Regions from separate parts of the Homo sapiens genome. Here region 2 is linked to region 1. Evidence: chromatin contacts called from ENCODE POLR2A ChIA-PET data. All regions are on one chromosome and are shown on one strand. Each heading gives the region's core, a stretch centred on a gene start or an enhancer-like site at or near the end of the contact. The rest is flanking DNA. Distances are from core to core; before and after follow the strand shown. Region 1 overlaps ROCK2 (Rho associated coiled-coil containing protein kinase 2). Region 2 holds the start of E2F6 (E2F transcription factor 6).

What was found. ChIA-PET counts read pairs that join two places held with the same protein, here RNA polymerase II (POLR2A).
Region 2: POLR2A ChIA-PET joins it to region 1 with 11 read pairs in AG04450. The contact joins the promoter of E2F6 here to the enhancer-like site in region 1. POLR2A ChIA-PET finds 5 or more read pairs at or near these places in 4 of 52 experiments (AG04450, Caco-2, GM10248 and 1 more).

The regions. Positions count from the first base shown.
Region 1 is chr2:11,293,973-11,297,719 of GRCh38, reverse strand. All of the region lies in intron 1 of ROCK2 (Rho associated coiled-coil containing protein kinase 2), which reads left to right. Among named protein-coding and RNA genes, the nearest start is that of ROCK2, 49 kb to the left of the region's middle. Within about 2 kb of position 2,004, at least 2 of the 41 ENCODE cell types and tissues checked have a DNase peak (open chromatin) inside an H3K27ac peak, as active enhancers do.
Region 2 is chr2:11,464,117-11,467,863 of GRCh38, reverse strand. It overlaps E2F6 (E2F transcription factor 6), which reads left to right and starts at 1,703. Exons shown (of 7, transcript NM_198256.4): 1 at 1,703-2,092. The coding sequence starts at 1,985. RefSeq lists enhancers at 888-967, 1,395-1,951, 1,952-2,509.

The DNA.
Region 1 (3,747 bases), core at 755-3,254:
TATAGACTTAACAACATGTATTTAGAATAGATGTGTTTATCACTTTGCTGAAAGAAATAGATGGAGAGACCTACCTTGTTCTTGGATGGGAAAAAAAAGTTAGTTTTTCTCAAATTAACCTATTAATCCCTGTTAAGATCCCAGTTCAGAGAAGAGAGAGAAAAAAAAACAACATATGACTTATAGGAGGCGGCGAATAGTGAAATGCATTGGGATTTAAAATAGCATCTGTTTTAGTAGAGATATGGAGCTATAGATAATAAATGAGTAATTTTTTAAAAGGTCTAAATGTATTAAGACTGTCTTCTGTAATACCTTAGATCTTGTTTACTTAGATTTGCTATATTTTATTATGAGTTATTAATACAAATTTCACCACAAAAAACTTAGGAAAAGAATAAAATGATATAATTTCATCATGGTATGATAGTTATTGTATTTTTTGCTTTCCATTCAAAAATTTCATATACATAATTCCCTTAAGTAGAATTATTATACATTTAATTTTTATTCTGCACTTTTTAAACATTAATTTTTTAAAAATACTAATTCCTACCTAGTCTTTGTAACAACTATTTTTAATGATTGGTTAATATAACTTTGACAAGCTTTAGTAAAATTTACTTAGTTTTTCTGTTCCAGATTTTTAGGTTGCTTTGAGTTTCTTGCTATTATAAATAATGTTGCTCCAAGCACTTTTGTGTTATATCTAATCTTTCCCAGATTTTAACTGTCTTAAATAAAATGTTAAGCTGTATAAACTTAAAATAAGACTGAAAATTACTTGGCAGTGAAAGAGCTTTTAAAATTGATTAAAACATAAGTACATTCATAACAAAAGGAGTTACAGTGACTAGTACCTAACCTTTGTTTCATTTGGCATCACAGTCTTTCATTAGTTGTCACACTAGCCCTGAGACTTAAATGTTGTATTGCATAGATGTCAAAAATGAGATTTAAAGGAGTAAAATAATTTTCTTTATGGAACACATTATGTTAGTGATGGAACTGTTTTTGGTTCTGTTAGTATAAAAAATGTGCTAATAGGTTTAGACGTTAAAGTGTAAAAACCTTCCAACTCTCCATATCCTAAATTACGTAATCTTTAAATGCATAGTGTGTATTTAGGTGATATTGAAAATAGTGGTAATAATAGCTAACATTTATTGAGTGATATTGTTTGGAGATGAAGCAGAAATTTAACTTCACAATTGTAGAAAAATAATTTTCTATATTTAGGTTCTTAGGGGTGGAAACCATATAGACAAACTTCTTGTTATAAATGAAAAAGAAGGTTCTGTTTATTTAATTGACAATTGACTAGAAACAGGCTGGGAAGACTGTTTCTTGTCATTAAGTGTGAATATGACCAAACTGTTTTACCTTCTAATAAACAAAACTTTATCTGTTTGTTGTATCTTTTCAAAATTTAAGAAATACTGGAATAGCTCTATATTCAGAGTAGCTTAGCTATCTATCTACTTAACTGTATATCCACAAATATTTTACAGACAAATGTTGCTTTGTAATTTAGTTGGCCATTGTCATCTCCAGCATTCTTAGTTACTAGATAGACTTTATAGGAAAAGTTGTTCCTCCACCATCTTGCCCCTTCAGCTCCAAAATGTCCATGAAGTGTAGGTTATTCTGCTTTGAGACCCTTTGTTTTCTCTCTCTCTCTCTCTCTCTCTCTCTCTCTCTCTCTCTCTCTCTCCTCTCTCTCTCTCTCCTCTCTCTCTCTCTCTCTCTCTCTTTTGTTTTTTGAGATGGAATCTCGCTCTGTCACCCAGGCTGGAGTGCAGTGGCGCGATCTCGGCTCACTGCAAGCTCCGCCTCTTGGGTTTAAGTGATTGTCCTGCCTCGGCCTTCCAAGTAGCTGGGATTACAGGCGTGTACCACCACGCCTGGCTAATCTTTGTATTTTTAGTAGAGACGGGGTTTCACCATGTTGGCCAGGCAGGTGTCAAACTCCTGACCTCAGGTGATCCACCCTCCTTGGCCTCCCAAATAGTTGGGATTACAGGCGTGAGCCATCATGCCAGGCCTTCTCTTAAGGTAGTCTGGTCTTCCCTGGAGTATCTGTAATGGAGCACTATATAAACAGATCCTGCCATCAGTGTATTTAAAGTACTGCTGCTGAACGATATTATGAATATCAAAATATTGAAGCCATATAATTATTCTGTGTACTGTGAGCACCAAATAGGAAAATTAATAAAACATAAAACCAGCAGGCCTTTTGGGGGTATTTTTCTTGCATGTATGTGTTATATCCTGGATGAGATTTTTTTTTTTTGCCCTAAAGTCTATCTGTGATACTTAACTGTACAAGTTTCAAATATGGAAAATACTTTTTAAAAAGTCTAACTTGCCTACAATCAGAATAACAACTCTAATTTTATCTGGCCAGTAGTTTCTCAGTTGAATACCAATATTAAATTAAGAATAGGATTCAGTCAGATGATGCATTACTTTTTCTAATATTTTATAATAGGTGTGTAAATTGCCTGTTTTCTGTTTTATAGGGAGTTTCAGGTAACATTGTATGTAATTTTTGAGGAGAGAAGCTTTTTTTAATAGAGGAAAAGATAAAATTGTTGATTTATAAGCCATAAGAAATCTAGTAATGCAGGCTGGGCACAGTGGCTCACACCTGTAATCCTAGCACTTTGGGAGGCCAAGGCGGGTGGATCACCTGAGTTCAGGAGTTCGAGACCAACCTGGGCAACATGATGAAACCCCGTCTCTACTAAAAATACAAAAAAGTAGCCGGGCATAGTGGTATGCGCCTGTAGTCCCAGCTCCTCTGGAGGCTGAGACACAAGAATCACTTGAGGTGGAGGAGGAGGTGGAGGTGGAGGTTGCGGTGAGCTGACATCATGGCACTGCACTCCAGCCTGGGCAACAGAGCAAGGCTCTGTCTCAAAAAAGAAAAATAGTAATACAAATATAATTTGATCTTAATTTTATTCATGTGTTTCTAAACAATATGTTACATTATGTATTACACAAATAAAATAATAAAACAATGTATTACATTATGAATGCAATTTGATTCATATCTTCCCATCAACTTAATATTTTAGAAGAAAAAAATCAGAATTTAATTTAAAAAATACCAATAATTATTCAAAGCAGCATTGGGCCCAATACCAACCTTAATGCTTCTAAGCTGTGCAGTTCTGGGAAATGGTTTAAGTTCTCCAAGCCAAATTTCAACTAAAAAATATGGTGATATTAAGACTGTATAATTAACACCATATAATTCCACCATATAATTAACACCATATAATTAACACCATATAATTCCACAGTCTGTTAGGAAAATTAAATAAGGAGATGTTATATAAAGTGTTTGGCATCATGTCTATCCAAGAACTCTGCAATAGCAGCTGCTTTATTATCAGCACAGAGCACTATCACCATTAGAACAATTACCAACTTTACATTTAATTCTTCTAAAACCTTGATCAAATCAATAATGTGATTTTTTGCTCTTTCCTTTCTTTCCTTTCTTTTCTTTCTCTCTCTCTTTGTCTTACTTTTTTTTAAATTTTTTTTTGAGACGGGAGTCTCACTCTGTCACCCAGGCTGGAGTGCAGTGGCACGATCTCGGCTCACTGCAAGCTCCACCTCCCGGGTTCACGCCATTCTCCTGCCTCAGCCTTCCAAGTAGCTGGGACTACAGGCGCCCGCCACCATGCCTGGCTAATTTTTTGTATTTTTAGTAGAGACAAGTTTCACTGT
Region 2 (3,747 bases), core at 454-2,953, 170 kb before region 1:
ATGCTGAATAAATGCCTTCAAATGGCCATTTCTAACGGCTCTGGGAAATTCTCCATTCTGCAACAATATGCAGTCTTCTCGAGACCTCCGCTACGTTCTCTTTTTTTCTCATCGTTTATTTAGCAAACATTAATAGAGCATGTTTTATTTGCCAGACACTTTGCTAGATGATAGAGATACAAAGATTAGAAGCCAGGCATGGGTGTCTCACGCCTATAACTCCAGCACCTTGGGAGGCTGAGGCAGGAGGATTGCTTAAGGTAAGGAGTTCAAAAAATAAAATAAAATAAAACATAAAAAAAAATTAGCCAGGCATGGTGGCATGCACCTGTACTCTCAGCTACTTGGGAGTCTTAGCTGGGAGATCACTTGAGGCCAGGAGTTTGACGCTACAGTGAATTATGACCGTGACACTGCCCTCCAGCCTGGGTGACAGAAAAAAAAAAAAAAAGATTAGAGAAGGCCTCTGACCTCACAGTCTAGTGGGGAACCAGCTTCTTCGGGGATTTTTCCCTGCCTCACCTCGCCCACCTCAGGCTGTGTAGAAACCCCCAGTCTAACCAGTTGTTTCCCTCCAACTCTGTACATACCACGGTGTGTTGCCTTTTTATTTCAAACATGTGCTGGCCTCTGTTCTAATCACAGCAACCTGTATCCATTAATCCATTTAATCCTCACAACAACCTTATCAGGTAAGTATTGTCATTATTTGCATTTTCCAAATAAGGAAACTGAGGCACAGACAGATTAAGTAACTGGCTTAATAAGGTCTTCTAGTTTATACGTAGAGGCAGCCAGGACTTGAAAACACACCTTCTGGCTCCAGCTAAATTAACATGCTCTGTTTACTTATCTGTCCCCACTGAAATTGGAGGTTGAACCCGTGGCATATTCAAACGAATAAGTATCGCCTGTGCCCACCCCAATATCTGACACTATAGGTCAACGATAACTCATTCGTCAAACAGGAAGGAGGAAGGAAGGAAGGAAGGAAGGAAGGAAGGAAGGCAGGCAGGCAGGCAGGCGGGCAGGCAGAGGTAAAACGATTCCACAATGGTGTGGTTGCTCACATTTACTAAGCATCAACACTGACCTGCCTGTAAGATGCGCTAACAGAGCTCACGAATAAATGAAGGCTGGGTGTGGTAGCTCACGCCTATAATCCCAGCACTTGAGAGGCCAAGGTGGGAGGACGGCTTGAGCCCCAGAGTTCAGGACCAGCCGGGGCAATATACTGAGACCCTGTCTCTACTAAAATTAAAATTAAAAATTAGCCAGGCACAGTGGCGCGCGCATGTAGTCCCAGCTACTTGGGAGGCTGAGGTGGAGGATCGCTTGAGCCCGGGAATTCAAGGCTGCAGTGAGCCCTGACCACGCCACTGCACTCCAGCCTGGGCGACCAAAAAAAAAATTAAAATAAAAAAAAGGAATAAATGAACATCTCTGCGGCTCAGAACTTTCAGTTATCACCTCAGAACTTTCAGTTATCACCGTCGAGAATTCCAGGCGACCGCTGGGTTTTCCCGGTTGCCTCTTTTCTCTCACCCCTGTTCCCTTCCTCTGGAATTCGGCTCCACCTCTTCCTTTTCCTTTGCCAGCCTCTCCGTGGATTCCGCGGTCCGGGTTTCCCGGGCGGCAGCCGCCGGGAGAGGATCGGTGCGTGGGAGCGCTCCGGCAGCGGCGGGCATGCGCAGAGGGGGGCGGTGTACTGCGCATGCGGGAAGATGGCGGGCCGGGCGACTTGAGATCCGCGGGTCTCCCTCCTCTTTTTCCGTCTGCGTCGGGAGCTCCCGGGCACGTGAGGCCGTGCCGCGTTTACTGGCGGGCGGGACGGCCTAGCCGGGCGGCGCCTCGGAGGAAGCCGCGGACCCCTTAGGTGCTGGGCCCTTGGAAATCGGCGCGTGGGGGGCGGTGCTCGAGCTGAGCGCGAGAGGGCGGGAGAGCTCGTGGGGTGCGAGGGGAGCAGGACGCCCGGCCGGGCAGCATGAGTCAGCAGCGGCCGGCGAGGAAGTTACCCAGTCTCCTCCTGGACCCGACGGAGGAGACGGTTCGCCGTCGGTGCCGAGACCCCATCAACGTGGAGGGCCTGCTGGTAAGCTCCGGGACGGGACGGGGACGGGCGGTGGTCTCCCAAATCCGGCCCCCTCCTCCCCGCGCCGCCGCCAACCCCGCTGGCCGTCGTCTGGGTCGTCTGCTCCCCCTGGGCCAGGCGCTGCCCATCACGTGCTGCGAACTGCGCTCTCCCGCCTTCTGCTTTCAGCATCTGCTCACAGACGTGGTATCAGTCTTCTAGGCTTTTACATCGGAACTTCAGAGCACTGTTGGAGAAAATTGCTCAACTTTGCATTAGAGAGTCCATGTTTATCTCCTTCTATGGACTCTAGCTGTATCTCTGCAACCTATCATTTGTTTTTCTGCCTCCTCTCCCATCCTTCTGCTCTACTGCAGCCGTTTAAAACCTTGTCCACGCTTTATATTTCCCACGCCACAGCTCCCATTCATCAAATTATCTCCCCACCTGTTTGACAGAGAAAATGGTTAGGAAATTTGGCTCCCTTTCCTGCAAAGGCTGATTTCTTCTCTTGTTCAGGACCAGATGCTGTATTCCCCGCGGTTATCAGGGCCCTCAACAAATGCATTTTCTTTTTCTTTTCTTTCTTTTTTTTCTTTTTTTTTTTTTTTTTTGAGATTGAGTTTTACTTTTGTTCCCCAGGCTGGAGTGCAATGGCGCAATCTCAGCTCACTGCAACCCCCACCTCCCAGGTTCAAGAGATTCTCCTGCTTCAGCCTCCCATGTAGCTGGGATCACAGGCATGCGCCACCACACCCAGCTAATTTTGTATTTTTAGTAGAGACGGGATTTCGCCGTGTTGGCCAGGCTGGTCTCGAACTCCTGACGACCTCAGGTGATCCACCGAGCCCGACCTCTCCCCGTATTTTCAATTTCTCTGCTGCTTTCTTTCTATAACTAGTAGTAATTAAACATTTTCCCAAGTCATTATGCCTGGTTCCCCTACCAAATAGTTTGTGATTATTGCCTCATTTAATTTCTCATTTCTCACAGCAGTGTTTTATAATACTAAAAGATTATTATTCTTGTTTCACGGTTGCCAAAACAGACTTGGAGATGCATGTAACGCCGGCTTGCCTGTGGCTGGATAATAAGTGTAGAAACTTGGGTTGAAGCTCCAAATGTCTAACTCCAGATGATAAATTCTTGACTACTAAAACCGCATTCTAAATCCATCCCCATCTTAAAAGATCTCTCCCTTGATTCCATATCCCCTCCCATCTACTGTCTCTCTTCCTCTTCACAGCTAAACTTTTTTTTTTTTTTTTTTTTTTTGGTGACGAAGTCTTGCTCTGTCACCCAGGCTGGAGTGCAGTGGCCTGATCTCGGTTCACTGCAAGCTCCGCCTCCCGAGTTCACGCCATTTTCCTGCCTCAGCCTCCTGAGTAGCTGGGACTACAGGCACCCGCCACCACGCACGGCTAATTTTTTTTTGTATTTTTAGTAGAGATGGGGTTTCACCGTGTAAGCCAGGATGGTCTCAATCTCCTGACCTCGTGATCCACCCGCCTCAGCCTCCCAAAGTGCTTTCACAGCTAAACTTCTTGAAAAGGTTATTTACACTCACTGTTTCCACTTGATGGCCTCTTATTACCAGCCAACCCACTGCTGGGGACCCCTATCCTAAGCACACTTGTAAGACCATTCTAACCAAGGTCACCGACAAGCTCGTCAAT